Linked DNA regions of Homo sapiens: region 1 is linked to region 2. A link is a loop called in an ENCODE intact Hi-C map of the cell type or tissue named here. Cell type or tissue: IMR-90. All regions are shown on one strand.

Region 1 (2,500 bases), 160 kb after region 2:
GAACTCCTAGGCTCAAGCGATCTGACCGCCTCAGCCTCCCAGAGTGTCAGGATTACAGGCGTGAGCCACAATGCCTGGCCTTACTTTTTCAACTTCTATTTGTACTTCACGTTTTACCATTTGGAGCTTCATTTAGCATCTGGTACCTTCTTCTATAGCATCTCTTCTCTTCCAAATATTTATATTCTTTGTTAAAATTTTTTTATTTCAATAGTTTTTGGGGTACAAGTGTTTTTTTGTTACATGGATGAATTGTACAGTGGTGAATTCTGAGATTTTAGTGCACCCATCGCCGGAGCAGTGTACATTGTACCTATGTGTAGTTTTTTGATCCCTAGCCCTCCTCCCATCTTCCCCTTTCTGAGTCTCTAAAGACCATTATATGCACCCTGTATGCCTCTGCATACTCATAGCTTAGCTCCCATTTATAAGTGAGGATATACAGTTTTTGATTTTCTACTCCTGTGTTACTTCATTAAGAATAATGGCCGCCAGCTCCATCCAGGTTGCTGCAAAAGACATTATTTTGTTTCTTCTTATGGCTGGGTAGTATTCCATGGTGTATATACACCACATCTTCTTTATCAACTCATTGGATGGGCACTTACGTCAGTTCCACATCTTTGCAATTGTGAATTGTGCTACTATAAACGTGTGTGCATGTGTATTTTTCATATAGATTTCTTTTCCTTTGGCTAGATACCTGATAGTGGGATTGCTGGATTGAATGGTAGATCCACTTTTAGTGGAATCTTCACGCTGTTTTCCATAAAAGCTGTACTAATTTGCATTCCCACCAGCAGTGTCTAAGTGTTCCCTTTTCCCCATCCTCGCCAACATCTGTTGTTTTTGACTTTTTAATAATGTCCATTTTTTTTGCCAGAGTAAGGTGGTATCTCACTGTGGTTTTAATTTGCATTTCCCTGATGATTAGTGGTGTCAAGCATTTTTTCCTATGTTTGTTGGCCATTTGTATATCTTCTTTTGAGAACTGTCTATTCATGTCCTTTGCTCACTTTTTGATGGGATTATTTTTCTCTTGCTGATTTGTTTGAGTTCCTCGTAGATTCTGGATTCTAGCCCTTTGACAGATGCATAGTTTGCAAATATTTTCTCCCATTCTGTGGGTTGTCTATTTGCTCTGCTGATTATTCCTTTTATGTTCTTATTAAGGTTACGTGAAAGACTTGCTCAGTGTGATCTGGGGCTCCCTCTTGTGGCAGACAGTGGCCCAAAGCCATTCCCAAACCCCTTTCCTTTCCCTGCCTTCAATACACAGGCACCAAGCGAGACATTTATATTTCTAGACTTCCAGAAGCCAAGGCTGAGCATGTGACACTTATGGCTAAAAAGATTTAGGCAGAAATCTTTGAGTAGGGATTTCCTTTTCAACTACAAAGGCAAAGCCTCATTAGGAAGAAGCCCTTTGCTCTCGTCCTTTTTTCTCTTCTCAACTGTGATGCAGACTGCCCCAAGGGCTGCCACCTTTGGCCGACATGAGGATGAGAACTAGCCGCTGAGGATGGCTGGAAGTCACCTGAGGATCAGGTAGCTCCCACCCCGAGATGGAGGGTAAGGGAAAGAAAGTCAGGGCAGGTCTTTTGAACCACATTTGTAACATTTATATAAAAGAAATTTCTTCACAGTGCTGTTTTAAAAGTATTTTAAGCACATCATTTCAAAGTGTGACCGGAATAATGATATACCAATTTGAAAGCAGTTATTTTAGTGAATAAAAGTTTCGTTTTAAGGGGGGGGAAAGGGTGTGACTGTAATATAGATTTATTTGGATTTCTGAAAAATATAGCCCGCCTGGGCTATGGTAGAAAAAGCATAAACTGTTAGAACAACAACGCAGAGCCCGCTGGAAAAACAAGGAAAGAATTCAGAAAGCCAGCGTGAGATCCTCTCTGTCCTAAAAACAACCCTGCGGGAAGGCGTCCTGGGTTCAAGTCCCAAGTTGTATACTTACTAACTGTGTGACCTTAGGCAAATCACTGCAATTTCTCTGTGCCTCATGGTCTTCGTTTGGAAAAAAAAAAAAAAAAAGGAATTTGCCCAACAAATAGTCAGTTTCTACTATATGCCATTATTATTCCAGGCACAACAGTAAATGAAACAGACAAACATCTCTGTCCACATGGAGCTCGCTGCCTAGTAGGAGGAGATAGATAAGAACAAGTACTGTGAAATATATGTGGTGTCATATGGTGAAAAGTGGTACAGGAAAAAATAGGGCAAAGAAAGAGGAAGCGGAAAGTAGGGATAGGAGTGGAGGCTGAAGGGAGAGACAGCCGGAAGCCGGAAGCCGAAAACCGGAAGCAAGAAGTAGACTAGGTGGGTATCTGGGGGATGCTCATGAAAGACCCTTAGTCCAGGAAGAGAACACTGTTGGAGACAAGGCGCCAGAGCATACTATGTTCTAGAAATAACTGGAAGTTCCATGCAGCTGGAACACAGTGAGCAAGTAGAATTGAAAGAGATGAAGTCAGAGAAGCAG
Region 2 (2,500 bases):
CTTGGGAAAAGTTTGTGACGTTCTAGTTTTTAGGAGACCGTTTTGCTATTATTCTTTCCACCTCCTTCCACTCCCCAAACCAGAGAGAATATGGTATCAGTTAAGTAGGGACTAACAGAAAGCGATTCTTTCAGGTGTGAGCCCCAGCTGAGGTTTGAGGGGAGTGGGTGGATGGGCAGATAACTGAAAGAACACTCAGGGGGCCGTAGGCAGGTGAATATGGTTTTATGCAGCAGCTCTGTCATCGGCAGCGTACTCACACCGTCCACCTTTACCTCGGCTATTTGCTCCAGCTCTGAGGCTCTCGCCGACCCCACACCTGCAGCTGCGCTCTCTGCCCTACAAGGCCAGCTCTCTCTTACAGGGAGAGCAGCTTAACTCTTTCCCTTTGGGCACAAGCTGGTTCCTGGCTCCCCACTGCCTGCCTTCAAGGTGACCCACTCTCCCTTACAGGGGTAAGTAGCCTTACTCTCTCTCTGGGCACCAGCGCCCGAGCCATGTCGAGCCATTCCGTTCCGTGCTGGGCCGAGCCAAGCCATATGCACAGTGTCAGCCGGGCAGTTATACTTTTTCAAAGAATAATGGCTCAAAGACAGGTATGAGCTTACCCAAACAGGTTATATAACAAGTGGAGTATTGCGCCTGTGCCCTAAACTCACTAAGTCATGCAGGCCCGGATGTCTGCCTCAGCCTAATTCTTGACCAAAGCTCATCCGTGTAGCTTACAGATTCACTCTTAGGTATTTGCTCAATCACACGTTGCATTTTCTCTAAACCTCTCATCCTATGTCCTCAACTCCATACCCACCTCCCCACCACCCTCACCACCCTAAACTTCCAACAGAGAGAGTAGAACATTTTTAGGATACAAGGAACACCTGAAATCACCTTTAGGCCTTTTCAGTGGATCGAAAGGAAAACCTGATGTTGACCTTTGGATAGACAACCAGGAGGGAGGGCCGTCAAATAGGCGGCCCTAGAATGACCCCTGAATCAGAGCTGGAGGACGCAGGGTGAGCCTTGTAGAGGTTTAGGCCAGGCTGTGCTGCTGAAGAAGAAAGGTCCTCTGGGTCTCCTCATCACTGACACCTTTCTCACACACACACACACACACACACACACACTCTTCCCCAAACCCTTAATTCAGGCTTCTCTAGGGAAGCAGTTTTCACTTTGTTTTTTCAGCAGGTATTCATGATAGATGTGAGTCATGTCTACCACACAACTCACTCAAAAGGAGTGCTGGGATTAACCCTGAGAGTGAGTCACGTGATAGAGCCTCACTCTCATTTCATGTCCAGGGAACAGAAGATTCTGCTTGGTAGCTGTAACTCACTTTCTTTCCTGGACATACAGAATTCTGCTTGCTAGTTGTAACTCGCTTTTTCTTTCCTTCCTTCCTTTCTTTCTCTCTCTCTTTCTTTCTATATAAAATTCTGCTTGGTAGCTGTAACTCCCCTCCCCCTCCCCGCCTTCCCCTTCCTCCTTCTTCCCTCCTCCTCCTCTCCTCCTTTCCTCCTCCTCTCCTCCTCCTCCTTCTCCTCCTCCTCCTTCTCCTCCTTCTTCTTCTCCTCCTTCTTTTCTTCTTCTTCTTCTTTTCTCTCTCTCTCTCTCTTGCTTTTGTTTTTTGAGACAGGATCTAACTCTGTCACCCAGGATGTTGTGCTGTGGTACAATCACAGCTCACTGTAGCCTTGACTTCCTGGGCTCAAGCAATCCCCCCACCTAAGCCTCCCAAGTAGCAGGCATTACAGGTGTGCACCACCTTGCCCAGCTCATTTTTACATTTTTTGTAGCGATGGGGGGAGGTCCTACTATGTTATCTAGTTGGTCTTGAGCTCCAGTCTCAAGCAATCCACCTGCCTTGGACTCCCAAAATGCTGGGATTACAGGCATGAGCCACCGCACCTGGCCTATTATCTCTTTCTTTCCCAAGGAAAGTATACGAGAGTTCTTCATGGGGATAACTTTGCATCCGCTCTATTTTAATTTTTAAAAAGTGAATCATTTGTCAACTTGGGCCATCAAATTATTATTAGTTACCACTGAATCCCAATGTACCTCACAACTAATCTCAGTGCTTCTATGGAGAGCTATGACCAGAGACCTTCCTCTAACCAAGGCTCAGCAAACTACTTTTGTAAAGGGTGAGGCTGTAAATATTTTCAACCTTGGGGGCCATATGGTCTTTGCCGCAACTATTCAGCCCTGCTGCCGTAATACAAAAGCAGCTGTAGATGATGATGACTCAACCAATGGGTGCTAGTTATGTTCCAATAAAACTTTATTTGCGATGATGAGCAGGCTGATTGGGCTCAGGGGCTGTGTAGTTCCCCAACCCTGTTCTTACCACCTCTCGCCCACTCTTGGACTCAGACAGAACCCTCATCTCCCTTCATCATCCAGTGTTAGCCCATCCTTGGTGGGTTTCTCTCCTCTGCAATTCACCATCCTCTCCCCTCCAAACAAAATCCGAGGTAGCTTATTTTTCCTTGAACAT

Evidence for each region. Hi-C counts contacts between places; a loop is a spot of excess contacts. Peaks named below come from ENCODE experiments on the same cell type or tissue, not always from the same donor. Only the 100,000 strongest peaks of a DNase experiment are listed, where the experiment ranks them.
Region 1: it touches region 2 in a loop (2.4-fold over the local background); 11 of 110 quality-filtered maps call a loop at or near these places.

The regions. Positions count from the first base shown.
Region 1 is chr10:17,429,705-17,432,204 of GRCh38, forward strand. The region is part of intron 2 of ST8SIA6 (ST8 alpha-N-acetyl-neuraminide alpha-2,8-sialyltransferase 6); the gene reads right to left. Among named protein-coding and RNA genes, the nearest start is that of ST8SIA6, 24 kb to the right of the region's middle. In IMR-90, a CTCF peak has its summit at 1,214 (motif pointing left); a DNase peak (open chromatin) is centred at 1,217.
Region 2 is chr10:17,272,364-17,274,863 of GRCh38, forward strand. No RefSeq gene overlaps it. Among named protein-coding and RNA genes, the nearest start is that of VIM-AS1, 44 kb to the left of the region's middle. In IMR-90, no CTCF peak of the experiment used is centred here; a DNase peak (open chromatin) is centred at 1,248.